2 separate regions of the Homo sapiens genome follow, and region 2 is linked to region 1. Evidence: chromatin loops called from intact Hi-C (ENCODE). Cell type or tissue: psoas muscle. All regions are shown on one strand. Links, peaks and the distances in the headings refer to the core of each region. The heading gives the core; the rest is flanking DNA. Region 1 overlaps MIR99AHG (mir-99a-let-7c cluster host gene). Region 2 overlaps MIR99AHG (mir-99a-let-7c cluster host gene).

Region 1 (15,917 bases), core at 4,166-8,165:
TACAAAAGAATGAGCTTCCCTCTAATGAAAGTACATAAATCGTGAAAAACTAAAGACCTACTTCTTAGTTCTCCTAACATTTAATCTTAAACTAGTAACGCCTGTCTTTTCTTTGTATATTTACTTATTGATTTGCTGCTGAGACAGAGGCATCTTTTAAAAACTGAAGTCAACCACATAATTTTAATACCATGATTTTAAGAAGGTGTATATTTTCTTATGTAAAGCTAGTCTTCCATAGATGTTTAGATTACGTATTTGATTACTAGGAAACAGTGGCTATATGGTCACAGATTAATATATGCTGATCTCTCTTATCTATATATAAAACATATATTCACATACAAACATAAACACATATCTTGTGCTTAGGCCTCTAACATCTTAAGGCAATGTCTTTTCCTCCTAGTTATGCACTTAGTTTTGAAGACATGTGTAGATGAAATAAAACGAAAGAGTCTTCTGACAAGTGTTCTGAATAAAACAAGAAAAAAAAATGCTTCACCAATGGTGTGAAGCGTAACACCAAGCGCTTGTTACAGAATATATCACTAGTGGGTTTGTTGCTTTTCTTATGTATTTATTACCATATTGATGATTACTTCTCCTTTGCCTATAGACCAGGTTGGTGGTGTGTGTGTGTGTGTGTGTGTGTGTGTGTGTGCACTTATGAGCTCACATAGGGATGAGAGAGTAGCCTGGACATGTGCCAGGGTTATGACACTCTTTGATTTACTTCTTCAGTTCTCTTGGTCACTAAATTTCAGGCTCTTCTGTACCCTTGTAGCAGTTGACAGCTGATACAGTGAAATCGTGCCTTCTCTTTAAGAGTACATATTATATCAGCTGCATTCTTTCAAATGGATTGAACAATTTATGTTAAAGATGATTTATTCCATCAAAATATAGAAAATAATCTATAGGACTAGATCCTATCATCCCAGACAAATTATGGGTCCTTAAAGACTTTCCTAGAGAGTAGCAGTATAGTTTTATTCTTCTTCTTACTGGGTAGAGAGCATAGAGTTTGTTCATCTTTCTAGACACTTTGATCTTCCTGAAATTATTTCCACAATTTTGATCCCACAAAGCACAAATATTGCTTTTTTTTTTTTTTTTTTTTTTTTTGACAGAGTCTTGCTCTGTTGCCAAGGCTGGAGTGCAGTGGCGGGATCTCGGCTCACTGCAACCTCCCCCTCCCGGGTTCAAATGATTCTTCTGCTTCAGCCTCCTAAGTAGCTGGGACTGCAGGCACCCACCACCATGCCCGGCTAATTTTTTTTTATTATTATTTTTAGTAGAGACGGGGTTTCACCATGTTAGCCAGGATGGTCTTGATCTCATGACCTTGTGATCCGCCTACCTTGGCCTCTCAAAGTGCTGGGATTACAGGCATGAGCCACAGTGCCTGGCACTGCTTCTTTTAACATTAGCTCTAATCTCTTTTTCTGGAACTCCATAATAGATATATGTTAAAGTTTCATAATATACATATTTCTTAAATTCTCTTTCACACTATTTTATATATCTATCTGTGCTGCACTTTTGGTGAATTACTGAGACATCTTCCCATTTACTAATTCTTTTTTTGACTATGTCCACTCCAGAATTTATTTTTTTGACAATGTTTTTCTTTTCTGGAAATTTTAATTGATTCTCATCGCCACTTCAAATGTTTTATTTCTACTTACTTTGTTACACATTGTATTGATGTTATTTCTTGTCTCTTCCAAAATCCTAGCATGCTTATTTTGAAGTTATTCTGAAACCGCTCTATTATTTTCATGTCTTCTGGAATAACTTCACTGAATGTTGTTTTTAAAATTTTGCTGGTGCCTTTTTATATCATTCTCTCATGGCTTAGAATTTTGGTTTTCAGGCTTAACTGGAATGAGAAGGATTTAAAAATTCTCTCTCTCTCTCTCATTGCTAGCCCTTCTGCACCATTCCTATTGTCTTAGTGTTGGCTCTGTACCCTCTCGTTTCCCAGTCTATAATCTCTGCTAATGGGGATATCAAAAACCTAGTCACTAAATCAAAGAGCAGTCTGTCCCAGGATGTGACTGTGAGATTATGGCTGCTTGCTTTGGCCTCCCCAAGAAAGCAGCTCTATGCAAGCCGTGGCTCCAGGAAAAGGGAGGTGTTAGTCAGTTGTTCGGCTTCCTCTTGTCTTACCTTCAGGTTTTAATCAGTAAGCTTGGCACTGATTATTACTCCCTGTGGGACACATGTGGCATCCAGTTACTTTGCAGATACAAGGATTGGCTTGCTTCTCATTCTAGACACCATCTGGTGCAGTGTACCTCACTTTGTGTTTATAGTTTATTTCTGGTATGTTTATCTTGTTTTTGACTATTACTTTTCTTTTATATCACCTCTTTTAAAACTTATCTATTATTGTTACATGTTGGAAGCAAAGGCACGGGGCTCAAACCATATTATTGCAATGCCATCTTGACAAGAGTTTTCAAAGCCGTGGGCTTTGGAATCAGAAAACTTGGTTTCAAATTCTGACTCACTTATGATCTATGTGTTACCATAAGCAAAGTCTTTAATCTATTATAAACCTCCTTTTCCCTTGCAAATATTGATAGTAATGCCTACTTCGTATGACTGTTGTAAGCATTGAATGTGAAAAGATGTGGAAAGTAGTTAGGCCTGTGCTTAAACATTCTGTGCGTGCAAATTCTGGAGGTGGAGAAAAAGCAATTAAAACCAAAACAAAACTAGATGTTACTGATTATGTAATTAACAAATGGTAATTGGAGTATCAAATAGACTTGCTTCTTGTATTCTGAGTGAAAGTAACACTATCATTTTTGATATCTAAAGCACATTTCTAAAGATGACTGCTGACTGCATGAGTTTCCACAGGTGGATCAAAGCTCTGTTACACTATCCACCTACACCATTCACCTAATTCAGAGAATCTTAATAAAATGAAAAGCATTCTTCAGAATGACCCTTTAGGTATGGTTCTCTAAATCCATGTCACTTAAGACAGATGGAAAAGAAGAGAGAAGTGGCATGAGAACATGCTTGTGGCTTGATGAATAGTAATATATATACCACCCAGGTTGGGTTTCTGTAATAGTGAAAATGGGGAGGAGGGTGGTGATCTTTTGTAAGTGTTTCAGACAGTCTTGTTTTGTTGCTTTGTAGCTACTTTGTAATATTGTCTCTTTTAAAAACATATATTTTGATGACCTAGCATTCAAATTTATAGCATCAGCAAAGGGTCGGTTTAGTTGAGTGGGAAATGAAATTCTGAAAACAAAAAGTTTTAAAAATAAGAAAGATGGGGATGAAGATAAAGAAGCAGTAGTAGCAACTTGGAATTTGTCTTAGAATTTGAAAATAGAAACAGGTTTCTAAGAATCAGTCTTAGTCCATTTTCTGTTGCTATAACATGATACCACAGGCTGGGATAAATTATAAACCATAGATATTTATATGGCTCATGGTTCTGGAGGCTGGGAATTCCAAGAGAATGGCATTGGTGGAAGCAAGAATGTGAGACAGATGACAGCAGAGAGCCCGAGGGGTAGAGTCCCTTTTTTAAAAAACTTTTTTCTATTTTAAGTTCTGGGATACATATGCAGGAAGTGTAGGTTTTTTAACATAGGTAAACATGTAACATGGTGGTTTGCTGCACCTGTCGACCCATAACCTAGGTATTAAGCCTAACATTCATTAGCTATTTTGCCTAATGCTCTCTCTCCCCACACCCCATCCCCCAGCAGGCCCTGGTGTGTGTTGTTCCCTTCCCTGTGTCCATGTATTCTCATTGTTCAGCTCCCATTTGTAAGTGAGAACATGTGGTGTTTGGTTCTCTGTTCCTGCCTTAGTTTGCTGAGGATAATGGCTTCCAGTCTCTGCAAAGGACATGATCTCATTCCTTTTTATGGCTGCATAGTATTCCATGGTGTATATGTACCACATTTTCTTTATCCAGTCTATCATTGATGGGCATTTGGGTTGATTCCATGTCTTTGCTATTGTGAATAGTGCTGCAGTGTACATATGCATGCATGTGTCTTTGCAATAGAATGATTTATATTCCTTTGGGTATATACCCAGTACTGGGATTGCTGGGTCAGGTGGTATTTCTGGTTCTAGATCTTTGAGGATTCACCACACTGTCTTCCACAGAGCTTGAACTAATTTACATTCCAACCAACAAAGAATATTTAAAGAATAAGCAGAAGATGCTCCTACAAATGGAAATGAAAGGAAGAAGCTAACCTGGTGGAAGGAAAGCCAGTGGTTTGGCCATACTGCCCGAAGTATGGCCTTACTGCCCAAGGATTCCCTTTTACAACAACCCGTTCTTACAATAACTAACCCAGCCCAGCAATAACAATCCATTTATGGAGGACTCCACCCTCATGACCCAATCACTTCTTACTAAGCCCCACCTCTTAATACTGTTTCAATGGCAATTTAGTTTCCAATGTATAAACTTTGGGGGACATATTTAAACCATAACAGAAGCTATTGTCAATATGTCCTCAGGTAGGACATTTATGAAATAAGCATTTTATTTTTCTTTCTTACCACTGGGTTTCCTTCCACCAGATTAGCTTATTTCTTTCATTTCCATTTGAAGGCACATCTTCTGCTCATTCTTTAAATATTCATGAACTTCACTGCTTTTTCCTGGGTTGCCCTCTCTTACTTTTCTTTCTCCTTTGTTCATCTCATCCATCTCCGTAACTTCAGATACCATTATAAGCCCATCTCTAGCCTGTTTCTTGCTCTCAAACTTTAAGCCAGTATATTCAGTTAGCCACAGGCACTTCATCCTCAAGACGTCTGAATTCAAATAATCATCTTTTTGCCAGAATCTTTTACCATGTCAATCCATCATCCACCTGGTTGCACAAAACAGAAACAAGATACGAACTTTGTCTTCTCTCTTTCTGTCTCTACAACATTTAAGGCTTTTGAAATATTGATTTCTAACCATTTCTATTTTTAATCATTTTTTTAAATCACAGCTACACATTTCTTACTATATGATTAATGGTGGACCACTTCAGAGTTGTATCACTTGAGGACAAGGAAGCTGGGGTGTGTATCTGAAACTCCTTTCTGTCATTGGTTGAAGGTTACTCCTGTGACCATGAATTCTAGAATCCCAGCCCATCTCAAGGCAACCCTAGCATGTTCTTGGCTAGAGAACACCCTCAGGCAGAGAGTGGCAGGTGCTTGCAGTAAAACATCCTCAATGTGTAAGGAAAATATAAGTGCCAAGGTTATATGAGAACACCGAAAACATCTGCATTGCACATTTCAGAGGCATTTAAGTTGTTTCTATGTGTTTGCTATTTCAAACAGCATTGCAAAGAACACAATTATATATGCACCCTTGTGAACATGTATCAAATTTTTCTTAGGATAATACCCAAAGTGGAATTTATATGTTGTGAGATATATGTGGTCTCAATTTTACCACTTTTCCAATCACTCTCTAAAATACTGAAATTTCTCTCCAAGGGTAGTGGACAAATTTCTATTTCCATCAGCAGTTGCTAGCATTCCCATTTGCCTCAGTCCTTTCCAATTCTTTTTTTTTTTTTTTTTTTGAGACGGAATTTTGCTCTTGTTGCCCAGGCTGGAGTGCAATGGCATGATCTCAGCTCACTGCAACCTCCACTTCCCAGGTTCAAGCAATTCTCCTGCCTCAGCCTCCCAAGTAGCTGGGATTACAGGCATGCGCCACCATGCCGGGCTAATTTTTTTTTGTAGTTTTAGTAGAGACGGGGTTTCTCCATGTTGGTCAGGCTGGTCTTGAACTCCTGACCTCAGATGATCCGCCCACCTCGGCCTCCCAAAGTGCTGGGATTACAGGCGTGAGCTACCACGCCCGGCCTCCAATTCTTAATATTGTCCAATGTTTTAACTTTTATTTGTTGGGTAAATGATATTTTAAGGCTTTTAAAATTTTCATATTTTTGATTCTAAATGAAAACAGAAAGATATCTAGTAAATCTCTGAAATGAAGTGAGCGATGGAGACCTTATATACAAAATGCAATACATTCATCATTTTTATTATAAATGTATCTTTATTTATTCAAGTGTTCTCTTCAGTGAAGTGCTTCCTTATAACTTTGACAATCTTTATTAAATTGTTTATCTTTTTTTATTGACTTTTTGGCATTTGCTATATACATTCTGAGTGCTGATACTTTGTCTTATATGTTTCAAATAATGTCTCCAAGGCTATCCCTTGATTTTAAACTTTTGTTATGTTTTTCTTATAAAGAAGGTGTTAGAAATTTTAATTATTTTTAAGATAAACATATTCATGTTGAAATCACAAAAGTAGACAATATATAGAGTGAAAAGTCTCCCCACCATCCTTGTTTCTCATCCACTCCGCTCCCACTGGCCCCTTGTGGGGTTCTTGACTATAAACCAAATAAAAGCATACAATTTACACCTCCTTCAATTACATACAGTGTTTTAAACCCTGCTTTTGTCATGCAATGTACTGTGGAGATATTTCAAGATATGTAAGGAACTGTGCTTCATTCTATGAGGGATGAAAATATGAACACAATACACAGCCTATCCACTGAAAGATTAGTCTGTCATACCATGTTGAGAGAGTCATAAAACACTGGGAATTCCAAGGGGAGATATTTCTTTCCAACTGAAAGAATATTCTTCAGAACAGTTGAGAATCATGCATCAAGGAGATACAGTTTACTTCAACACCAGAATTTTTTTTAATCCAACATCTTTCCTTTATTTTTTTCTCTTGAGACAGTGTCTCTCTCTGTCACCCAAACTGGAGTGCAATGGCACAATCTCAGCTCACTGCAACCTCCGCCTCCCAGGTTCAAGCAATTCTCCTGCCTCAACCTCCTGAGTAGCTGGGATTACAGGCACGCACCACCATGCCTGGCTAATTTTTTTTGTATTTTTAGTAGAGACAGGGTTTCACCATGTTAGTCAGGCTGGTCTTGAACTCCTGACCTCAGGTGATCTGCCCGTCTCTGCCTCCTACAATGCTGGGATTACAGGCATGAGCCACCGTGTCTGGTCTCCAGCATCTTAAACATTAAGCTTTCTATAGCTGAGAAAAGTGTAGCAAATTTATAACTGAAGAAAATATATATTAAGAACCTAGTACATATCAAACACTGTGAGAGGTATGAGGGATGTAAAAGTGAACAAGGCAGATAGTCCTTGATTTTGTGGGAGGTAAAGGCTGAGAGTTGAACTGCAATGAAGATATGGTGGATAAAGTGTGTTAATAAAAAGGTATTGGGGGTGTAGCATGTGGACAGGGTGCATGGGTTTCAGATGGAGTCTTGTTGAAAGAGTAGAGAGATATGTAAGTGAGAGTAAGCAATGTTCCAGGCAGAGGAAAGAGATATGAAATATTATAAAATTGAGAGTCTGGTGAGCTTGAGAAACTGCAAAAAGTTTAAATTGTATGGAGCACCGAGTGCTGGGAGTGGCAAAGGGCTGAGAAGGAGGTTTGGAGATAAATACTGGCTCCCTCCTGAAAGGTCTAGTTTGGATTATCCTAAGGGCACTAGAGACAAATCTAAAGGGTTTAATAAGGTTGGCAAATGGTTGTATATTTTCTTTATTTAGATAGGAAAATATCCTGGAACATGAGTGGTAGTTAAACCAAGATAATATGTGCCATTTCTCAAGAATTTTTTTTAATGCTGTTACTGTAGTTACTTAGAGGATTCGAAGATAGGCTTCAGAGTTATTAAAAACTACCAGCGTTTATATGCTGTATAAGCACTAGTATAAAGAAGAATATATGTACATATCCTTTATTAAATTCTCAAACATTTCATTGATTGAAACATTGAAAAATCACTAGATTAAATTAAGAACAGTGGTTGACCAGAAAAGTACCCTTAAGAACCTTTAAGAAAAGAACCTTTAAGAAAATCTTTAAGTTCAGAGAAATAACAGAGAGAATCATGGAAGCCAAGTGCATGAAAGAAGAAAAAGATTCCAAAATTAAGTCCTTTACATAAAACAGTTAAATTCCCTCATGGTACAAGCCAGCCTTTCTGTGCTAATGGGGCCGTTCTGCTCCTCAAGGTAATTCAGGAGCCCAGGTTTCTTTCACCTTGTTGCTCTCTCATCCCACAATATGTTGCCTTTTAGGTTGCAGACATCACTGAGTTCACATATGAAGAGAAAAAGAGCCAAGTTTCGGAGACCACAGCCTGTCTTTAACTTGAAGACAGCCTAGAAATTAAACACAGTATTTCTATTCTACTCATCTAATTGTAGTTACACAGTCACAACTGCATATGAGAAAAGTTGGGAAATGTGGTTTCTAGCTGGAAAGTCATGTCTTTAAGAAGAGGGACAATGAATTTTAGGTGAATAACAAGCAGTTGTCACACCAACCTTTTAAGTTTCAAAAACTATTGAGTGATTAAATAAGTTTACATACTCATTAAACAAGTATTTATCAAGTGATTGCTGTATTTGGTTGATTATTCTATGTGATAGCAATATAGACTTTTTTTTTTTAAGAAAATCATTACCAAGTGGTACATATTTTAGAAAGGAGAGATAGGTGTTAACCAAATTACCAAATAAATATGTGGATAAATTAAGAAGTAATAAGTATTAAGAAAAAAATAAATTTAAAGAATAGAGGGGCTGTTTTCAGATAGAATAGTTAGAGAAGGGCTTTAGGTTAAAAATTGCAAAACGTTCTTTAAAGGATACAAAATTGAGATCTCCCTCCTTGGTCGAGATTTTGCAGTTGAGTTGCAAGCTTAGAACAGTAGTTGAAATAGGGCAGGGAGCGTAGCTCATTGGAAGGAGATTCAGAGTTAAAGTCCAAGGAGTGTTATCTTTTTAATGAGTTTGGGGGCCGTGATTACAGCTTAATGAACAAATGCATGCAGAAATGAGATTGTTGAGATACTTGTGCTGACAGGAAGGAGGGAATGATGGGTAAATAAGAAGTTAGCAAAGCTACTGAGAGTGAGGGTTGTGTGGACTGATTCCAGTTCTTGATGTAGTCACATAAAGGCACGGAGTTGTTATGGAAACCCTCCAGGAAGTTGAGAAGTCCGAGTCTAGTAGGGGAGGTGTGTCATGAGACTGAACCTGTGCTAGGGCTTCTCTAGCTGTGTGCACTGGAAGGGTACCTATACTAGGTAAAGAGGAGGTGGCAATGAGAGAGGTTTAAGTGAGGAATGTAATGTCTATTCTACATAGCAAAAGAAATAGTCTTTCAGAAGAGAACTGACTGGGAGGCGGGCATGTGGCTCATGACTGTAATCCCAGCATTTTGAGAAGCCGAGGTGGGTGGATCACTTGAGCTCAAGAGTTTGAGACCAGCCTGGCAAACATGGTGAAACCCCATCTCTACTAAAAATACAAAAATTAGCTGGGCCTGGTGGCGCATGCCTGTAATCCCAGCTACTGGGGAGGTTGAGGCAGGAAAATCACTTGAACCCCGAAGCCGGAGGTTGCAGTGAGTGGAGGTGGTGCTGTTGCAGTGAGCTGAGAATGTGCCACTGTACTCCAGCCTGGGCAACAGAGAAAGACTCTGTCTCAGAAAAAAAAAAAAAAAATGTGGCAGAAGAGAACTGACTGGAACCACATGCTCCAGTTCTAGATGATGCCTGAATTTGTAAAGAGACTAAAAATGTGTTCCAGATTATATTTTTCGTGACAGGTTTTTTTCTTTTTAATTTAATATTTAAAATTCTAAACTTTTAATTTAGTTGACTCTCTTGATTTTGTTGTGTGGGGATTGTTGTGTAGAGCTGTAAATTCATGGTCACAGTTATAAAGTTAGGTAGATAAGTCATAAAAAATATTAAGAAATTAAAACCCTCAGTGAATCTCTATTATATTCTGCATTTTTTTTTGTTAACATCAGCCGGTTCCTAGTGGATTTATTGATTTTATTTCATGTAATAACTAGGGAAACATGTATTCCTGAAAAAAATTAAATAATGTTTAAAAGCTATTTATTGATATAGTTCATTTAGCATCATATGCATGATCTTTTATAGTCCATTCCTCCGTAGATACTACATCATAGAGCAACCAGCCTTCTTGGCTAGTATATTTTTCTTGATAACTTGGTTTCAATTTTTTTTTCGTCCTTTATGTGTGGATATTTGCATATTCCTATTTCTACTTCCATCTTTGTATTAGAAATGACTTCAGATATAAAGAAACTATGGCCAGAGCTATAAGGATTTTTGCCTTTTGAAGGTAATACCTTGATATCATGACATTTTCTATGATTTTAAGCTTTTTAGTTTTTATCATTTTATATAAAGTATTAATCATTTCTGTTTATTTGCTGGTTCTTGGATTACTCCAAAAATATCTAATATAGACCTTTTGAGGCATTGCTATTGTTGTTTACTTGTTTCTAAGCAAGCCCATTTTCTCTAGTATTTATTTTTTATTAGTTATTTGTTAAATAACTAATAAAACTGTTATTTATTATTTATTAGTTTGTCTTTCCTCCAAGGACATGAACATGTCTTTAATATTTTCTCCTGTTCTTTTTTCAGTTGCATTAACTTGTCTTATTTGACTTCTCTTACCTTTCTTTCTGCAAAGTGTAGCTGATTTCTGCATTCACGTCTCATAATTTGTTACTTTGGAGTGAAAGTCCTGTTTGCCTTCAGCTCTTAGCAAAATCTGTCTTTCATTACCCTATTTGTATTGCCACTTCTTGGTGCTTTAAAATTCTTCTACACTGTTCCCCATTGCTGACACAGTTCCTCTCCTCAGCAGAAATTTTACTCCACTCTCTGTAAAATATCTGTCTCAACAAAGAAGAGGTAAACGTTTTAAATCTTGAAGCTCAATATGGTATTCTTTGACATCAGTCTCTTCTATGTTAAGTTTTGATATCTTATAGCAACATTTAAATGACTTTCTTATTGTTCTCATCTTCTCAATCAATATTTTCTTGTCAGTCAGATTTAAATTAGCAAGATTAGATTTCATATATTCTTGAAGGCAGGATATCACAAAACAATTTAGCAAGCTGTTTGCAATCAATATTATTTATATATTCACACACTAGAGATTACATAGGGACAAATATAACAGGAATATGGCCCAAATCATCTAGATTTAGAGCCCTTTAATCAACATTTAGAATTATTTACTTCTGTGGGTAGAAGAAATTATCGATATTTACTAAATGTTATTAACTTTTTAATCACTGTTACGCCTTTAGCAAATAAATTTATTTATGTATTGGGTGATTAGAAATGACTAGCTACAAACAGATATGTAGAAAAGGGACATTAATACTATACACATACACACACACACACACACACATGCAAAGACTAATAGTGACAGATACATGTACATAGAGAGATATACACATATCATACTTTATGGAATGCTATATTCCATATTTCATCTGCATAAGTCACTGATATACTTTAAGTTAAATCATGACAAAATGAATTGTATGGTTTGAAAGTTCCAGAATGCACCATTAAAAAGGAGGAATCAGAGTGTGTATTCATTGGAATTCTTATTTTAAAGATTAATTATTAATGAATCAAGTAATTTCAAAGTAATATTAATCCTTTTTAGGAAAATTTGAGTGGGCTGACTTTCTTTAATATCTTTGAAGCCAGGGAATTCAGTTTTTTAACATAGGGAAAATTTTGTATTCATCATCAATTTTGGAGCTTCCAATCTTTCCCTGGTACTTGCTAGTTATAGGGGCTCACAGATAACTAAGATGGTTGTATCTTTTTAGTCCATTTCATTTTGAAGAATGTGTGACTATTGCTTTTCATGACACTGTGTCTCATTTATTTTTAATTTTTTCAAATAATGACAATCTAGATGAACTTTTTGGGATTAGTGGGTGTTTAAATTTGTTTTAAGAGGGGCAATGCTACATGTTGCCTATCAGCAATCCAGAATTTTTTACATGTCTAATCACTTTACAGCCACTATGGAAGGTGCTTTGGGATCTAGAGCCAACTATCTGAGCTATAATTCCTATTCACACATTGCTGAGTTGCAGTAGGGAGGGTTAACTAAGAGAGCTTCCTTAATGCTTTATAGAAAAAAGCAGAATATAAATAGGTTTATTCAGAGGATAAAAGATTACCAAATGAATGTTAGAGATGTAGGAAGCAAGGCAAGAACATTCTGGATTGACTGATAATAAACAATGTATGTGAGAGCAAATAATGTAAGAGCAAAACATTTGTTTGACTTTGAGTGATGGCAAAGATTGGAATATATGGCTAGGAGTTTAAAAGTTTAGTCAAATGGATTTAGTGGTCAGTGAGAAGGTCTGAAGAACCAATTCCATACAGAGGTAGCAAATCCCAGAAGAGTAACAGTGTCCAAATGGAGAAATTGTTAAATCTAAGCAGCAGCAAAAGGCTGGGTTCAGCATTGGAGGAAAGACGAGATGGCCATGCCAGCCAAGGTAAAGTCGTTCCAGCCAAGTTATCCCAGACTAAAACCAGGAGAAAACAGAAGTAAGATTTAGTTCTAAGGGACAGGATTGTAGGGAACAGTTATGACCCCTGTTATATATAAAGTATGGACTGGGGACCTTCTAGTTCACAGACATTTTTGCCAAATTGGTAAAAGTTCTCTTATAAAATCTTTAACTCTAGGAAAATATAATTCTCAAACACATGAGGGTAAATTCTTCTGTTCTATAAGATGATGGACATAGAAATTATGGGAAGCCAAGGCCAGGTATGGTGGCTCATGCCTGTAATCCCAGCACTTTGGGAGGCCGAGATAGGCAGATCACTTGAGGTCAGAGCTCGAGATCAGCCTGGGCAACATGGTGAAACCCCGTCTCTACTAAAAATACAAAAATCAGCCACGCAAGTTGGCGAATGCCTGTAATCCCAGCTCTTGGGAGGCTGAGGCAGGAGAATAACTTGAACCCAGGAGGCGGAGGTTGCAGTGAGCCGAGATCGCGCCACTGCACTCCAGCCTGGGCGACAGACTAAGACTCTGTCTCAAAAAATGAAATAAAATAAAATAAAATAAATTCTGGGAACCCAAAAGAGATGGGTAGAATAGGAAGATTCACCTTTTAAAAGTGCATTCTGAGGGAAAGGAACGTGATAACTTGACAGAGATGTTTGACTGCTCCTCCTTCTGAATCCCCTGCTAAAAACTTCAGCTGACAGTTTCAGTCTCACCCAGTTCAAGGGCAAAGGCTACTGGGCCAGTGGCTCATCGACTTATTGTTTCCAGGGGAGACGTAAGACAGTCTGGAGGATGAGGAGTTAGTCTGGAAAAGTGAAGAGGGCCTGCTATAGATACAGAAACTGATGGGTAGCATCCATAGTTGGAGCACAGGTGCAGAGGGTGTGTTCCTCTGACACAGGGCAACTTGTGGTGGAGTTTGACTTAGAAGTGAGATTGTTTGGGGGATGAAAAGGGAAAGATAGATATGAAAAGAAAATTTCCAAATAGCAAATATATTGGTCTTCTGCTGAAAATGGCTAGAACGGACATATAAACTCTGAGAAACAGGAAATTCAGGAAAGGAGCTAATGGTAGAGAGACTAGAGGAGCTTAGTTTGGGAAATAATAAGTTTGTGAGGGGTGATAAGAAAGCCGAGAGGCAAGTCCTTTTGGCAGTTGCAAGCAATGAAGGAGAGAAGTCAAACCTGGAGATGCGTATTTTAAGAGCCTATCTCAAATGTGCAGATCATACTGGTTTTCATATATGATTTTAAAAAAAGTTAAGAAAACATACGTTCTTTAAAATGCAATAAGGTTGTATAATATTCTCTCTGGACCAGTAATTCACACAGCCATCACAACACAAGTAAAACATGCTAATATCTTCTGGTAAACTACCTTTCACAATTCAATTAGATAGGTATTGTACCAGCTCCATTTCTTAATGTGTTCGTTTATCTCAAATGCAACAGTGTGGTAGGATTGTATGTGCCTGGAGACCCTGAGCATAGAAACAGGGGAGAAGAGAAATGCATTAATAAGTACAAGGCTTAAACTAAATATAAAGAATTTCAATATCACGAACATATAATAGCTTTAATCATGCTTGTTCTCAAACATTATTTATGGCAGTGGTTTATGTGATTTTACTTAATTAAAAATTAGGTAAACTGATTTTTAAAAATGTATATATAAAGAAAGCAAGCTATTATTTCTTTGAAAACTGAGCTTTTGCTTTGGCAAGTCTTGATAAAAGTAAGTCTCTAAGAAGTATTTCCATTGCATAAAGTATGGACAATACAAATGTAAAAGACTACACAAATTATAAAAATTCAGATGTCTGTACTGAAATTTTTTTCTCTAGTGACTAAATTCTCCATTCATTTAAAAATATATTAAATTCAAAATTATTGATGGGGCAGTTTATACACAAAAAGCAATAGCAATAAAATTATGCTTGATGGGCACACAGGTAAAGAAAACTTTAACTATATAAATATACACATATATACATATGTCTACATTAATAACATTATTTATTATAGTCTCCATTGTAATAATTGGCTGACCAATCAGCAGACTTGCTGTGTTATAAGGATATATCAGCTGATGTAATAGATAAAACCCCAGCTTCTTAGAGGTTCAGAGCTTGTTCAGATTACAATCCACGCAGTATGCCTTGGACAGTTTTTTACTCCCTGATTCAAAGACTGAAGTTCTTTCCATCTTGTAGCTCCACCAATAGCAACTTCCACAGTTGCTATTGAAGTATTAGTTCACACATGGGGAAATTTTATGGTCTGGACCTGGAGCAGACCCATATATACTCCACTCTTCAGTGCCCAGCCACATGGCCATACCTTGCTCAGGTGAATCTGGGCAATGTCATCTCTCTGTGTCCCTCATGAGAGCCAGATAACACACGTAGGATAACTTTGGTTGTATGTACAAACTCTGAGCCAGGCACTGTGGAGAGCACTTCTACAACCAGTATACATTTTCTACCCTCTAGATTCTTAGTAGTTACGGAACAGAACTTTCCGTAAGTCAGTGTTAATGCAAGGCTGGATTTATTAGCTTATACAGTAGAGGGATAAAGACTTTCTCATAAGGAGAAACTTTTTGCAAGGGGCAGTATTGGAACAGAGCTTGAAGCATAGGCAGGGACTCGTCATCAGCAGAGATAGAGGCTACAGCATGAAAAGTGACATGACAACAGGAAACTATAAAATGGCCAGAGATGAGATTCTATGATAGGGGCAGAGATAAAGATATCTGAAAGATATTTGTGGACTATCACATGACAGGCCTTAAGCACCCTATTTATAGTTCAGGAGTCACTTCAAAATCTTCAGCAAATGCTTGAGAAAGAAAGCAGTGTTCAGAACAAGTAGAATGGAAAGAAATTAGGAATGGGAGTAGTGCAGAGCAGCTTGAACTAATGCACTGGGAATGGAAATGAGAGAACAGGCAAAACATTTGAGAAAGTCGATTTGAAAAGGCAGATTGTTTATGTTGGTGAGTAATCCAGAGATTTTGTATTTCACTGACAGAGTGTTCTCAATCGTTAATCCTTGGGAATTATTTGATGAGTTCCAAAGGGCACTAACAGCTAACAGTCGATCTCATTAACTAAGGATCTGTTAAAACCTGCCAAGGCAAGAATTTTTTCTGGGTTTGACAATGACGTCTCTGAAAGCCTTGAACTTGAAGAGAAGCACAGTAAAAATATCTTCTGTTATAGCCACAAGTTACCACATTTTGCAAAACAAAACTGAATAATAAATTATATAGGATAGACCATGCCCCCACCTTTTTAAAAACTCATTAAAAAGTCTTTTTTATCTTTGTTTTTCCTTAACCAAAATTATATGGCTCTAATCTTCATTCTACATTCTCTTCTAGAGTTATGGTCAGGGTATAGATATTTTTTGAAATGATACTGAAAGGTAACATTTCAGAGAGTTT
Region 2 (15,917 bases), core at 5,962-9,961, 54 kb after region 1:
AATCAGGGTTCTGACAGGAAAAAAGTAGGAATACATACTGTATCAGAAACTGGAATTGTTTGCTACAGATAGTATATCTATAAAGAAAAATGTGTAAGAAAGACTCAGAACAATTAATGTAGACATAAAGATGTAGATTATTATTTGCCTGTTACATGTATTAACCGTTTGGTAGACTATTTTTTGGGAGACATCGTTGTGAGTCTTCATAATGCTCATCTCACTCACCCATGACAGCAAAATGGGGGTTGGTCGCTAATTATTAGGTAAAACATTCTAAACTAACAGGAAAAAGGAATCCTTGAGTTAATCTTGGGAGGATAACAGTGGGTGAAAGACGATGATAAATGCGCAAAACTGCTAAAGTTTAAATGATTGGCACTTTCAGGATGGTAGCAGTCAATAAGAATATGACTGCTGTGTAGTTAACCTCTGCACTTTTTTTCTTTTTTCTTTTTTTTTTTCTTTTCTTTTTTTTTTTTTTGAGATAGAGTTTCCCTGTTTTCACCCAGGAGTGATCTCGGCTCGCTGCAACCTCTGCCTCCCAGGTTCAAGTGATTCTCCTACCTCAGCCTCCTGAGTAGCTAGGATTACAAGCGCCCACCACCACACCCAGCTAATTTTTGTGTTTTTAGTAGAGATGAGGTTTTGCCATGTTGGCCAGGCTGGTGTTGAACTCCTGACCTCAGGTGATCTGCCCCCTCAGCCTCTCAAAGTACTGAGATTACAGGCATGAGCCACCATGCCCAGCCTCTGCCCTGTTTTTATCAGTTTACCTTTATGACTGACTGAGGAAGTCCTGAAGTTGCAGCTGCTCCACTTCTGAGTGATCCTGGTTTTTTTATTTCTTGTTGTCCCACAGCAGACAGTTATTAAAATATTGAAATAATGAGAATCCTCAACAACTCTAGTCACCTTTGGCACCTGCAAAATAGAAGTTTTGCTATAGTGGTCTAGGGTGAGAGGTACCCCAAAGAGGTATATTGAATCAGTTTTAAAAGCAGTCAGCTTGTTAGGATTTCATGTACAAATAACAGAAATCTCTGCTACAGTGGCTTCAGTAGAAGCATACTCACTTGTCTTATACTATAAGAAGCCTGATATTAGGCCACAGAGCTAATACAGAGGCTCAAGGATGTCCTCAAAATGAAAGGTTTCAGTGTTCACTGGCAGAGTTTCCTCTGGCAAGCCTGGAGGGGATGGGCAGAGGCTGGAGTGGAATTCAGATTACTCAGAATTAATCAGGTCAGAATTAATCCTGGTTATTACTTTATACCATGGTTCAGTTACTTTTATAGGTGAAGATGTATTTTGTGCCTAATCCTACAAAAACATCCACCCCATAATATGTCAAGAGCCTGCATTTATTCTGGGAAGAATAACCATAAAACCTCTCAAGAGAAATTTTCCACTATAAAATACAAAAGTAATTTTATGCGATACACAGATCAATATTACTTGATAAATATATTACACAATGGTCTTGAACATTGAAATATATGTTAATAATACTTTGGTGTACATAATACCTGTATTTCCCATATGTATTAACATCATTTTATAGAAAAGATCATAATTTTAAAAAAAGGGTTTGCAGGAAGGTACAGTTGGGACCTGTGCACACATTGCATACATACAGGGTCTTAATGGAAAGATAATTCAATACCTGCTGAAACCATAACAGATCATTAAGAACTTTTAAAAAGACCCGTGTCTGTATTGAAATAGAGAACCTAGCTCCTACTTCAAATTTACACCAGAAAATGGAACAATTGATATTATTTTTCCATTCTTTAATTTCTTTTTGCTTAATTGATTTTTGTTTTGTCTTAGTTATCAGTTTGTCAGATAGCATGTGGTTTGTTATTTTTAGAGAGCTCAGATTTTCCAAAATAAGAGTAAGCTTCTTTGTCATTATTTTATATTACCATATATATATATATGCATATGCACATAGATATATATGTGTGTGTCTTTACACATATGTTTACTATAAAATAAAGAAAGCAATATTTTACATAATAGTTTTAAATATTCTGTAAGTACCATTTGGACTAGAATTGGTAAGATTTTTTTGTTTTTGTTTTGTTTTGTTTTGTTTTTTTGTTTTTAATTTGAGACAGAGTCTTGCTCTGTCGCCCAGGCTGGAGTGCAGTAGTGCGATCTCGGCTCACTGCAGCCTTCACCTCCCGGGTTCAAGTGATTCTCCCGCCTCAGCCTCCTGAGTAGCTGGGTTACAGGAGTCCACCACCATGCCTGGCTAATTTTTGTATTTTTAGTAGAGATGGGTGATAAGCATTTTAAACATATTTTTAAAAAATTATATAAATTTAGGGGTACAAATGGAGTTTTGTTACATGGATATACCGCATAGTGGTGAAATCTGGGCTTTTAATACAACCCTGTAATATCAGTTTTGTCAAACTCTTATCAGTCCCACAGTTTATGAAGAGTTTTGAAGTTTTGTTATGGTGTGGATTACAGAATTGTAATATTGTCGTTAACACCTATGGGTCTTTTCAATGACCATAAAAAAGTTTGGAACCTGTATTCATTAAGGAAGAATTTCACTAACCTCAGAAGGAATGAGATATGGTTCTGAGACAGAGAGACCCTGATGAACTCTAATACACAATGGTAGTTCCAGCATAAGCATAATCATATATGGACAAGCTAATTTCATTCCACCCTTATGGAAATCTGCCAAACTCCACTATACTTTCAATTGCAATAAAATAGCTTCAGGCAAATCTGACTTTTTATCTACTTCTTTGTGTACTGTAAAAATAAAACTAAAACAAGTTTTTACTCTGAAAAGCTTGTCGTTTCAAAATGTATAGTATTAATAACTATGAAGCCATACAGTTATCACTACCATTACTTGGTGTTTATTTTCATTTATTTTTTCCTGGGTATTGATTTTGCATAGTTGGAATCATAGCACAAAATAATTTTGTCCATTTTTATATAAAAGGGCTATTAACCTTTGTTAATTTCATTCCAGTTTGGTAATTGGCTTCCACTTCATTACTGTTATATGGATGTTTATATAACTGTGATAATTGCTTGCGTGCAAGACAGAGTAAAGAAATGAGAAGTTTTACAAATTTGTAAAATTTGTGTCAGTGATTGAGCCTAAAATGGAATCTTTACTTCAGCATATTTGACCCTTAGACTTTTTAATGTTTATGAAAACAATTACTAAAATTATCCCCATTTTCTACTTGATCCAGTGTACCTCATGGAAAGTTAAATATGTTTGAAGGTAGTGAAAGTCTCAGCAAGACAAATGCCATAAAATGATTCTAATATTGCATTCAAATGTTTCTATCATGTATATAGATATGTATGTGGGTGGTCTGAATGTATGTGTATGTATATGGAAAGAGAGAAATGATTCATAATAGATTTTACATTGAAATGTACTAAGCAAAATAATAGAAAAGCATGCTGCAGAATATAAAAGCAATAGAGACAAGCAATAAAAAAAAAAGAAAATGTACATATCAGAAATAAAACCCACTACATGCTTCTGTATATTTGTGAATAACCAGTACTCACTGTCATGTACCAATTAAAAATAATAGGAAATTTTATAAACCCTATAAATATTGTGTTTAACTTTTTATAATATAGGACTTCAATAGAAAATAGACTGCATAAATTACCTTTTATAGAAGTTTAGTTGTTAATGATCATTTTTAGGGTCTCATCCAGAGAGGTTCAACACATTGTTATGGCTGATTTAAATTATGATTACAATTATGAAATATTGTGTCTGTGAAGTTCAAAAATTTACATACCACAGTCAGCAGTGAAATCTATTAGAAGCTCTAGTGCGTTTGTAGGTCTAATGTGAATTGATATACTGGTTCAATTTTAAAACATGTTAATTCAGTCCCCTGTGCCATGCCACTGGGATTAATATTATTATAATATGTCATATCACTTAAAATTAAATTATGGTATACTCTTTTGTGATAAAAATTAACTAAAGTGCATGAAATTGTTTCTGAGTCTCTAACAAAATTACACATTCCTTCGTTTTACGTAATTTAAAATAATATGAAAAATGTCAATATTTGGAGCTAACCTCACATCATTCAAATTATAGCTAAAAACATAGAATTGCTACATTATTTCTTAGATTAAACATACTTTTCCTTAATGTGAAATTGATATTGAAATGTCATCTAGACAATGCTATGGATATCTACAGCTTTTTAAGTTTGCATCCGTTCTAATAGATTATTTGAAATGAATAATCATCAGCTTCTTTGAGACAGTAGGGGAAATCAGAAACTTCACAGATGTTTAGTGATCTTCCAAGGACAAAATAATAGAAGTAATTTAAATTGCTAACGTATTGGTCTGTTTTCGTGTTACCATAAAGATACTACCTGAGACTGGGTAATTTATAAAGGAAAGAGGTTTAATTGACTCACAGTTTCTCATGGCCGGAGAGGCCTCAGGAAACTTACAATCATGGTGGAAGGGGAAGGGGAAGCAGGTCACACCTTACATGGTGGCAGGAGAGAGAGAGAAAAAGACGGCAGGGAAACCTGCCATTTTTAAAACCATCAGATCTCATGAGAACTCCCTCATTATAAGGAGAACAGTATGGGGGAAACTGCCCCCATGATGCAATTACCTTCTGCCAGGTTGCTCCCTTGACTTATGGGGATGACAATTCGAGGTGAGATTTGCTTGGGGACACAGAGCCAAATCATATCAACTAGTTTGTCATTTGGATTATAGCACTCATTGGGAGGCACAGTATATTATGTAACTTTGAAGTATAACTTTCAGTTAATTTTTTTTTTTATCATTGCATTTGTACACATTTTTGCCAGGGAGGCTAAAACATAGGTTAGGTACCAATATTTAAATCTATGGACTGCTTTCCACTGGGGGATACGTATTTTCAACGGTAAATAAAAGAAAATAATTTTCATTTCATAGTCCCTTAAATTTTACTTGGAGAATAGATTGCCTGGTAATCACTCTATCACTCCTGTCTCTTTTCTTAGAAGCAGGCAAAGTTGCCCAGCTACCATAGTGTGGACCTTATGGGACAGCTCTGGATATGTATGTCACTGATACCCTTGTTCACTGTCAGGTTGACAGACCTGATGGAGGTACTCTGTACCACCTGTATCACAGGATTTTCCTGCAAATTGATATCAATCTATCAATTGAATAGAATTGAATATTGAATATCCAATTCCCCTCCCTAACATAATAAAATACACTAGTAACGGAATTTCAGTCCCCCTGGAAGAGAGAAGACATTTTGGGGCTGGTATTATACTTAGGACCTTCCACCAATGAGTCCCTCCACGTTAAAAATTGTCAGTAAGAGTATCAAATAGATCACTTATATTAGCATTTCTTCTTCCTTCTACTGTGTAAAGTCATCAAAGATCATTTTGAAGACTGATTCATATATTATTAAATGTAGTATTATTTTACTATTTTTTACTAAATTTGGGAAATGACTCAGAACTCTTTAATAATTTTGAGAGGTATGAAAAATAAAAGTTTTTTTCCCCATATTTTTGTGTTGGTAGCCCTCTTTAAAATAGAAAGTATGAATTTATTTAAGCCAGATCAACCCAGCAAAAAACAACAAAAAAAGACTTTTGACTTTATCTTGTGTTATTTTTGTTACTGCTGGTGGAGAATTTGTTTCTCAATTCTTCCACTTATTTTTATAAACATGAATAAATTCCTCATTGAAAAAAGTTCCTGTATTTCTATTTTTTAGTGCTACCACGTAACTTATTTTGAGTGTGACATTTGCCAAAATAAATAGTTCCAATAAAGTTCCAATGAATACTTGTTCACAAGTATGTCCAGCATGTCATCTATGCTAAATAGTTTCTTTAAATGTCATTTCTTCTCCAATCATACTAGGTACTAAATCATCTCTATTTTCTACTGCCACTGGAATAAGTTACATGTACTTCAGTTTACATCTATCTGGTATATTATTAATGGCAATTGATGGCTTAGGAATGAAAAGTTTTGTGATTAAAACTTAGGTTTAGCCCGATATGAGAGGCACCAACATGAGTGTTAATACAATAGATAGGTTATCATAAATTATTGCTCTTAAAATGTCAAATTTGTTAATTCCATCGAAAGAAATAGCTTGAAAAAAAGAAAGCTAGCCAATTGCCTTTCACTGAAATGTAATGGTTTATCTGTAGAATAAACAGAATTAGTTTCCCTTCGTTTGAAGATTTTGTGGGAAATACATTTCATTCATTGTGTCCCATCCTGAAGTATGCTAGTCTATGATTTTTATTATGCCACCTTACAGAAATTATAGAATACAAAACAGATATAATCTCCTTTTTGTGCAGAGAATAAATAGAAATGCATATAGAAATATAAATATTAAATAATCCAGAACTACATAAAAAGCAAGTCCAATTCATTCAACATACTTGTGTATTACTCACTGATAATATCCATGAATTGGACTATTTTTCTCCAACTCACCTGTCTCATGCTACACAGGAGCCTATTTTGAATGTTTCCCGTGGGAAAGAAACCTCATGCATTCATTTCAATTAAGGCAGTGATTCTCAACTGGGGGATTGGTTGTATAGTTTATAATAGTAATGGTACAGAGAATTTCTACTATACAGAAATGTTAGTGATAGAATCCTTAATGATGTTAAACTGTTGATGGAAGTATGTCATGTCTGTCAGGATTCTGAGATGGAAAAAGATTGGCAAATACTGAACTATAATATTGGTCACTGGTAGTAGCTTGGAAAATTCTCTTCTAGGAATTTTGCATTTGATAGGGAATCATTGAATATCCAATTCCCCTCTCTAACATAATAAAATACACTAGTAAGGGAATTTCAGTCCCCCTGGAAGAGAGAAGACATTTTGGGGCTGGTATTATACTTAGGATCTTGCCACCCATGAGTTCCTACATCAGGTACATGTTTACTTGACATTCAGTCATGAGATTCCTGGGCCAATCTCCACACTAACATGCACAGTTGTGTGTATAGACGAGACACATACATAGTAGGCTTAAGAGCAAATGTCTACCTTTTCCTCTGTTTTCAACTCAAAGTGTTGGTCCTGGGTAAACAAAAGTTTTGATTATACAGTTTTTATCAGTAGATACCCCCAATTTTTTTTCCATCTCATCTCAAATGATTCATTGCCTACCAATAAAAATAGACTGTCCACTGGCAGTAACTTCAGATCTAATATTTATCAATTGTTTAACAGTGTTGTGGGATAATTCCGCCGTATTGTTTACTATTTCTCTTTTCCCCAAGATCAGATATGTTTGTCTCTAGTTGCATATATTTAAAACTTTCTAGTTTATATTTTCAATACGAAGACATATTTAAATACATTAATTTCCATAGCCTGAATTAGAGTAGCATTTGTAATAGCATTTTCATCTCAGTTGATATTGATTTTCTAAAATACATTTGCCTCAGAAACATTCTTTTTTTCATTTGGCATTTTCTTTACATTGAAAATTGAAGAAATGCAGTCATTAAATTATCATTTTCATTTAACTGGATCTTGTTCAAATTTCAATCAGGTGTTCTACAAAAAGTTAATAGTTTACCAGACATTTTCACATTTCTACTGTATGCAATGGGCTATTAGTTTTTTTTTAAAAAAGAGAAAGCTTACACTTTTTCTCTCTATGATTTGGCTTCATTTATTGCAAAAGATTGCAAAGTAATTGAAGGAAAATGAAAACTAAATGAAATAATTAAATAAGCAATCTAATTTCTAGGTGTTAATTCAATTCTTTTTCTAAGCAATTTTCTGTATTTTAAACTTCATTTGCTTTCTATCTACTTTTTGCCTGCAGGCTTAGATGTCTCAAATTATGGGATGGATACATCCCTTAGTACTTAGCATGATGACACAGGGGAAAATGCCACTCAGAGGACTAGACTAACACATTTAACAGTTATTTCATTATTTGGTGGCCTCAAACTCCAGATGGCCATATCTAGTTGATTTTATTGTCTTTGTCGATTAAATACCTGTATTGTAAAATTGTATGACTATAAAAGGATAAATTTTGATTTACTAAAGGTGATCTTCTGAGATATTTTGAGGGAAAGAGGTAGTATACCAAAATGGAAATACTACGCAAGGTAAGTGAAAACCTTTTTAATGTATCTTGGTCAGTAAATTAAACCAAGTTTATATTGATGCCGTTGCCAAATTTCCATGTCTTTTACCAACACAGGTTCAAATCTGGAAAAAACATTTACTGAAGAATTCACTGATTTGGCTTGTAAAAGCCTTTTCTATAAACCATAGGATCAATTGTCAGTCCTGTCTTGAATGATTACTTATCTCTAAAGCTAACAGAGTTGCTATTTAAGCTGAATACCTTCCTTAAAAGCAAGAAAGATAAGTAGGAGTACACAGGACACTGTTTGTTAGCATTATAACAAATATCCTCCAGCATAAGTGATCAGGATGTTAAATTTATGGTAATTGAATTCAAGAATTTTTGTCAGAAAAGTATTTTCAGATATGAATAGGTAAATTCTTAGCAAGCTAGTCTTCTTTGGAAGGTGCTTATATTTGAATAAAAAGGATTTCTTTAAAAAAATTGCTTTTAGGATGCCATTTAAAAGAAATAGGCAAACTTCAGAAGCCTTAATGGATTTCTTACAGAAAACAAACCCTCCATAAAATTCCACCTTAGCTTCTTGCAGCCCTGAATTCATGAGATGTTAACTAAATTAACCTTGACTGTCTTTTATTGGTCTGTTTAAAAAATTAGAAATAATTAATTTAAATTGTCATTGCTTGGTTCTAAATATCTTTGCTGGCCATGTCTATAGAGAGTAGGGGAGCATTTTTGAAGATAATCATTAGCAAATTTCCTAGATTCTTCCTTACTACTGATTGCTTTATTATAAAGCTAATATTCATAGTTTGATTATATTAATGCGATCTTGTTTTCTTAATCTAACTGCATGAAAACATACATGGAATGACAGATCTACCTGTCATTTACAACATACTTAGGAGATTGACCAATTTCTAAATAGTGGCCTAATTAAGAAATAATGGACATTAAATCAAACTGTGTGTATATGTATCTTCACATGTTTGTAAATTATCACTGTGGCAAGTTCTTTATAGCACATCAAAGATCTAGTTCTTTATCACTCCTCTGCCCTTGGAGTTTTTATGCATACCTTTGCTTCTCTGTGGCTAAGCACATACCCTTAAATTATATGATTGCATGTGGCAGCAGTCTCTCTTATCGACATCTTGAAGACGGATGAAGTGAAGCTGGATTTGTGGATTTTGCCTTCATTTGTGTCAGAAACCAATGCCCTCTCTCCTTTGGGAGCCAATGCCAGTTATGAACAAAAAGCCGTAAGCAGTTGTGTTTCCCCACTCCCATATTCTAAGTGATCAGAATGTGGGATTTCAATGATTTATCGTCTTCCAAGGATAGGTACATTTCAGGTTTTTTAATCATGTTGAAAACTTCCAAAACCCATTACTGCTGTATGATATTTACACGGTTCTTTACTCTGATAGGGCCTGTTTTATAAGGCTACCGTGTCTAATAGTAAGCTTGCTTTTAATTGTGACAGTCTGAAAGCTTACTTTGAAAGCTGCTTCTAGAGAAACCTAATTATTCCTGGTTGGGAATGTTCTTCTGGTGATACCACTAGCCTCCTGGGTACTAAGCATGTCTGATGATAGGTGATTCATAAGCTCAATGTGACATTTCCCAATGAGTTGTTTTGTCACGGGTTATCCATTTTGTCAGACATGTTATTTCATCCTGAGCTTTAATGTGACTATCATGTTGCTGGGCAAGTAGCTGAGAGTGTCATATAGCTTGTCAAAACCGTAACACCATTTGAACCAGAATATGTAATTTTAAAATCAGAGCTGTGAAATTTAAACGAGGATCTTGCTAAGTCACAGCTAATTCCTTTCTTACTTGGTAACCTGGGGTCTAATGTAAGAGTATTAGGTTGCCGTCATCAGCCTTTGTAAATAAGTTAAATCAACTGAAGGACATAGTTTCTGGCTAGGGCAGGGTCTGTCACCTGTTCTGGGTTAAGTTACTGTGGGGTGCATTTGAAGATTTGAAGAAAGCAGTCTGTTGAGATGACGAACTTCTTGAATCAACTGTGACAAATGCAAAAACCCATCTGTGTTTTTTTGAGTATCATTCTAGTAGTCATGCCTCTAGTGTTGCTTTACTTACTCTCCAAACATGAAAGTTAGCACATCTATTAAAAAGCAAATCTGTAATATTAGTAGAAATCATTCTGATATAGTAACTTTGCATGTTCTATAAATTCAGAGGAGTAGAAGATTACAAAATTCCAACACCAATACAGCATAGCTATCAAAGCTGTTCTTAAAAATAGTTTGTTAATATGACTACATTTTAAAATAAAATTAGAAGTTCTTTGTCCACATAGAATTCCCTTTAGTTAAATTATTTTGAAATTAGCTAGTAAAAAGGCATTTACAGAATTTGAATTAGTTGACAGCACAATTTTAATACATTCCTTTGTGTTGGTATTTGGAGTTTGTTTCCTTTTAAAATGTTTATAAATATATAGATATACACACACATATATATACACACACACATATATTTACACACACATAGATAATACATTATATTTACTATATATATGTATATTTGTGACAGTTACAAACTTTTCTGAAACATGTATATATATATAGTAGTGGTGCCTGAGTGTTTCTAAAATCATTGTAACAATACATTAAGCCAATTAGTAGTTGAATCAAAATAAAAAAGGCAGAAAAAGAAAGACTTCATAAAAAAATAGTAAGCTTTGCAAATATTTAAATATAAAATTAATACTTAGCAATCAAGGGTAATATTGTAACAGAGGTGTACAAATGTTTAAACCTAAAGAAGATAAGTATAAGAATATTCATTTTAAAATTAGAAAGTACAAAGAGATGACGTAGGGACATGTGAACTGCTGATGTCTTCATATTTTACAGAATCCTACAGAATTATACCCTGTATTATAGAGTTTTAAGATGGAAAATGACATCACTTCTTAATATTTTAAATAATTTCTTAAGCAAAAAGGAAATTTAAAGAAATCATATCTTTGTTGGTAAAGAAATATTAGAAATTCACCACTATCTTTAGTGTTACTTCAGATTTATTTTGTTATAATCTATAAAAATTAAGTTTAAGACTTAAAAAAGTGTTTATAATGATTAAATATTCATAAATGTATCATTTACCATCCATCCATCCATCCATTCATCCATCCATCCATATCTACGCACAGAAAAATGCCTGAAATGAATTTCCCCTCATATCAATTCCAGTTATTTCTTTGTTAGGATTTTGTGTGTTTAAAAATATTTTGCTGTACTTAAATAATTTTTTGAGGTTTTTTTTTTTTTTTTTTTTTTTTTTTTGCAGTGAACATGACTCCTAGTAGGAAAAGCAAGGAAGAACACTAATAAAAATATGCTAAGATATTATTGATGGTTAACTCTAGATGGTAAGAATATGTATGATATGGGTGCCCTTGTTTACTTCTTTAAACATTTTTAGTATCTTTTCAATTTTAGGAAATATAACTTTTAAAATTAAGAGAGACAAACCATGGTAGAACCTATTATTAGCAAAGTATGGTATTTAGAAGAAAAAATAATTGAATAAATTGTTTTCATAATGTGGAGTTATGTGCTGCCTGTTAAGACAGCAATCCCAATAATGTTTCCATTCCTTTAGGAAACACATTATGAACCTTATAAAATCGGGTGGGATTTTCCATAGGGATGAAATTCATTAGAGCAATGTCTGCATTCTATGAAAACATCTGGTGGTTTTGGTCATTCTGTCTTGTGTTTTGGCCTAATTTTCTACCACGTTGTAAGGCACAGTTTTAAGAATAATTCACACATTTTTCCATCTAGAGATTTTTGACCAAAAAAAGTATATTTATACTGATGGACTAAACAAGTTGCATTATAATTGTGACAGTTACAAACTTTTCTGAAACATGTGTATAGTTTTTTTTTTTTTTAATTTTAAAAGTAGATGTCACACCTAAAATGGGTAGGTCCATTTCATTTTATAAGGAAAGCACCCAGAAGGGTCCATATGTATTTGTGCTCGAAAAGGAAGTAATTGTGTGTGTCATTTCCGCCCCCTTTTTATCAATATTGCCTAATATCAAGGAGAATCAGTAATAATAGAATTATTAATAGCAGTAATAGAATCAGTAGAATAAGAGTGGTAGAGTTAGTACTCATCAGTGAAAAACTAATCAACCTTATTACTTTGAAGGGAAATCTGGGAAGAAAGAGAATAGAATGAGGTACATGTTAGAAATGGAAATGGCGAAGTAAGTAATTTTTCTGATTTTCATAATTCTGTTTCACTAGTTAAATCTATTTTCCACTTTTCTTTCCTTCCTTTATCTGGCTCGGTTCTCACTTTAGAAGGCAAAATTTTGATTATTTGCAAGAGTGCTCCCAACTCAAGTCTCTTAGTCAACATTTCCTTCCCTCAGGCTTCAGTCTATGATATTTCATGTAATAATTTGTAAAATATAGTTCTCATTGCGGGACTCCTCACTTCTATTTTAAGATATTTTTCTTAAATTATTTTATTTCTATTGCTGCATGCATTCATTGATTTGAGATAAAATTTTATAAGTTTGTGGAAATCATTGAATAGGAACTTCTCAGTCAGCGCTGAAAGAAATTTTATGAATGAATAATACAATTCCCTCCTCCTAATGAAAGTATTGTACATCTCACATTTAGTTTATATTGATTGCTTTCTGACATGGAAATAAAACAATCTTTATATTATGCAGAGTTCCTGTTAGTGGTACTATCAAGAATATAAATCTGCCCTTGTGACTTCTATTTCTATGCTTTTCTCCAACCTGAAGTAACCCCAACCAGGTTTTTAATTAAAGTAATGTGAGTCACTGAGTGTATCACCCCTTTTATGCATGATCAAGTTACCATAGCATAAATATATTCCAACTCTTTTGTAAACTTGAATTTTATGGATAGGTAATACAATTCTTCTTTCCAAAGTTTGCAGTTTTACTTCCACCTTTAAAAAATGTTGTAGTCTCTTGGCAGTGCTTATATAAAAATATGTGAAGTGTGGGTAATACTAGATATAGTATATAGATGTACTAGATATGGTTTGCAAAGGTGGACTTGGAAGCCATTTTCATTTTTGGCCTATTTAGAAAATTAAATGATACTACTTTTTCCTATACAACTTATATTTGGTGGGATATTTTTATTTACTTAATTTGAAATTTTAGACTGAATAGTCTTAAATTTCCAGCATAAATATTCTATATTTTAATCAATGTTTCCTTGTATGTAGCATTTGTACAGTTAGTTTTTTGAAGTTTTTAATTTTTTTTTTGTTTGAGACAGTGTTTCACTCTTGTTGCCCAGACTGGAGTGCAATGGGCGACCTCGGCTCACTGCAACTTCCATCTCCCAGGTTCAAGCGATTCTACTGCCTCAGCCTCCCAAGTAGCTGGGATTACAGGCATGTGCCACCACGCCCAGCTAATTTTGTATTTATAGTAGAGATGGGATTTCACCCTGTTGGTCAGGCTGGTCTCAAACTCCTGACCTCAGGTGATCCGCTCACCTCAGCCTCCCAAAGTGCTGGGATTACAGGCGTGAGCCACCATTCTCAGCCTGAAGAAGGTCTTTAAGAATATCAATGAACATTAATACCAGTAATATCAAATGTTAGCCACACATCATGAATATTACCATATATAAGCACAGATGGTAATATCGGGTAGGGCTTAAGAGTGTGGTGTTTGGAGGCAGACCAACTTCCAACACTTACTGGCGTTAGGACCTTTAACAAGCCTTCCCAAACCTCAGTTTATTCATCTGTAAAGGTGAGAATAATTATATTACTGCCTCTTGGGTTTGAGGAGATTAGAGATAATGCAATTGCTGCAGGGCCTGACTCAAAGAAACCACTCTAAAATGTTAACTAGTCTCATTAGTTATTCATTCATCAAATGACAAAATCTGTTTTGCTCAGTTCTAAATAGGAGGCCTCAAAACTTTTAGAGGATGGTTTAGGAACTTGAGTATAGTACACTAACCAAAGTTCTTGGCTATGGTCTTATACCAATTGAGGATTCTTCAGAAGGGCTTCAAAAATAGGCAGGTGTCTATGACAGGTCTGTCCATAGCTCAAATTATTTCAAAAAAATTCCTTGCGTTTTCCTTTTGTTCTGCCATAGAAGATGATTATTTTTTTTCTCCATGATGTTGTCTTGTTTTTCTGTTAGAGGGCTGTCATGTGGTGTGCTAAACTTTTAGATAGCCAGAGATTAGCTATCTAAAAGTTTCAGAATGACTGAAATAGTTATTTTTTCTTTCTTTCTGTTTTTATTATGTGTCTTTGCAAAGGTTTGTTGAGGGAAAATTACCAAATAAAGTTTGAAATAGTATTAGTACCTTTAAATGTTTTCTTTAAAATATCTTAACGATAGATAGATAGATGATAGATAGATAGATAGACAGATAGACATAGAGATATATGGAATGCTTCATTACGCATACTAGACACTTGTTGATTTTTTAAAAGGAAATGAATTTAGAAAGCAATTTTCCTCGAAACCAGTTTTTTTCTTCTTTGGTAAAGGATAAGTCATTCTTACAACTCTCAATGATGCAAGGTGAAATTTATCCAATTTTAAGTAGGGATGCTAAATAATGTAGAGAAGACACAAGCACTTGTTTTGGAGACAGAATATTTGCCCTCTGGGCCCAGATGTGCCATTTAAAATTGAGTGTTCTTTCATTCATTTATTCATTCTTGCCCTTGTTTGGTAAAGGGTATTGGGAAAGATCTGTAATTAAAGATAAAAGTGTAAAAAGAAAGAAAAATTGCCTTGAAAACAAAACAAAAGTGCCAGCAACGGGGCTAAAAAGATAACATAATGTTATATGCCCTTGCTATAAATAGGTCATAATTTTTGTTTCAAGATTTCTAGCAGCCAATGCAAAAAAGGAAATCCTGGTGAAATTACACAAGTTTAGGATATCTTCCAGACCACGAATCAACCAGTCACAAAGAATATGAATACTTATTTTCTTAATATTAGGAACAGAAATCTCCCATGGGTCCTAGTAAGGAGAACATGGAAAGTAAGTGATTACGTCAATTGTAGTATCTTTTAAAAGCAGTATTGAGTTTTATAAGGAAGTCACTTCTTCTTCAGCCTATACACTTCCATAATTTGGAGATGTTTGGGCTTCCTTTAAGGTTCCTTTCAGTTTCAACATACGTGACTCTAAGCTGGAACCCGATGAGATCAGTGAGTTGTTAAATGTGAACATGATCAAACTGAATTAAAAAGCTGTTAAGAAATTAGATATCTCATCTTCAGTTTTTGGACTTTATGATTTTTCTTTCCATTCCTAATGTTTTTTCTATCACAGAAAAAAAGTCTCATGGTAACTGCTTTTAATTTTGACTATTTTCTATTCTTCCAAGAAAATCATTTATTTTAAACATACAACTTATCTTTTTTAGCATATTCTGATTGATGCAAATACTCTTGTATAACTTTCAATAGTCAATGAAATATTGGATAAAATGTATTTCTAAGAAGATAGCCATATATGTGTACTTTTTCAAAATTGCTGCTTTTTGCCTATTATTGTTTGCTCGTTTGTCTTTTGGTTTTGCCTTACTATAATAGAAGACTTATTAGTTATATTTAACTTTCCTCCTTTGAGGAACTAATCATTATCCAACTTAATTCATAAACTTCACAGATGGCATTTCTTCTTAACTTAGAACTATTTTTGTCTTACTATTCTGATTCTTTCTTCTATAAGACAGCCTCATG

Evidence for each region. A loop is a pair of places that touch in the nucleus more often than their neighbours do. Peaks named below come from ENCODE experiments on the same cell type or tissue, not always from the same donor. Only the 100,000 strongest peaks of a DNase experiment are listed, where the experiment ranks them.
Region 2: a loop joins it to region 1, with 2.8 times the contacts of the local background. A loop is called at or near these places in 8 of 110 quality-filtered maps.

What each region holds. Positions count from the first base shown.
Region 1 is chr21:16,196,680-16,212,596 of GRCh38, forward strand. The region is part of intron 3 of MIR99AHG (mir-99a-let-7c cluster host gene); the gene reads left to right. Among named protein-coding and RNA genes, the nearest start is that of SNORD74B, 80 kb to the right of the region's middle. In psoas muscle, for the core only: no CTCF peak of the experiment used is centred there; no DNase peak of the experiment used is centred there.
Region 2 is chr21:16,249,299-16,265,215 of GRCh38, forward strand. The region is part of intron 4 of MIR99AHG (mir-99a-let-7c cluster host gene); the gene reads left to right. Among named protein-coding and RNA genes, the nearest start is that of SNORD74B, 28 kb to the right of the region's middle. In psoas muscle, for the core only: no CTCF peak of the experiment used is centred there; no DNase peak of the experiment used is centred there; H3K4me3 peaks cover 740 bases; H3K27ac peaks cover 1,819 bases.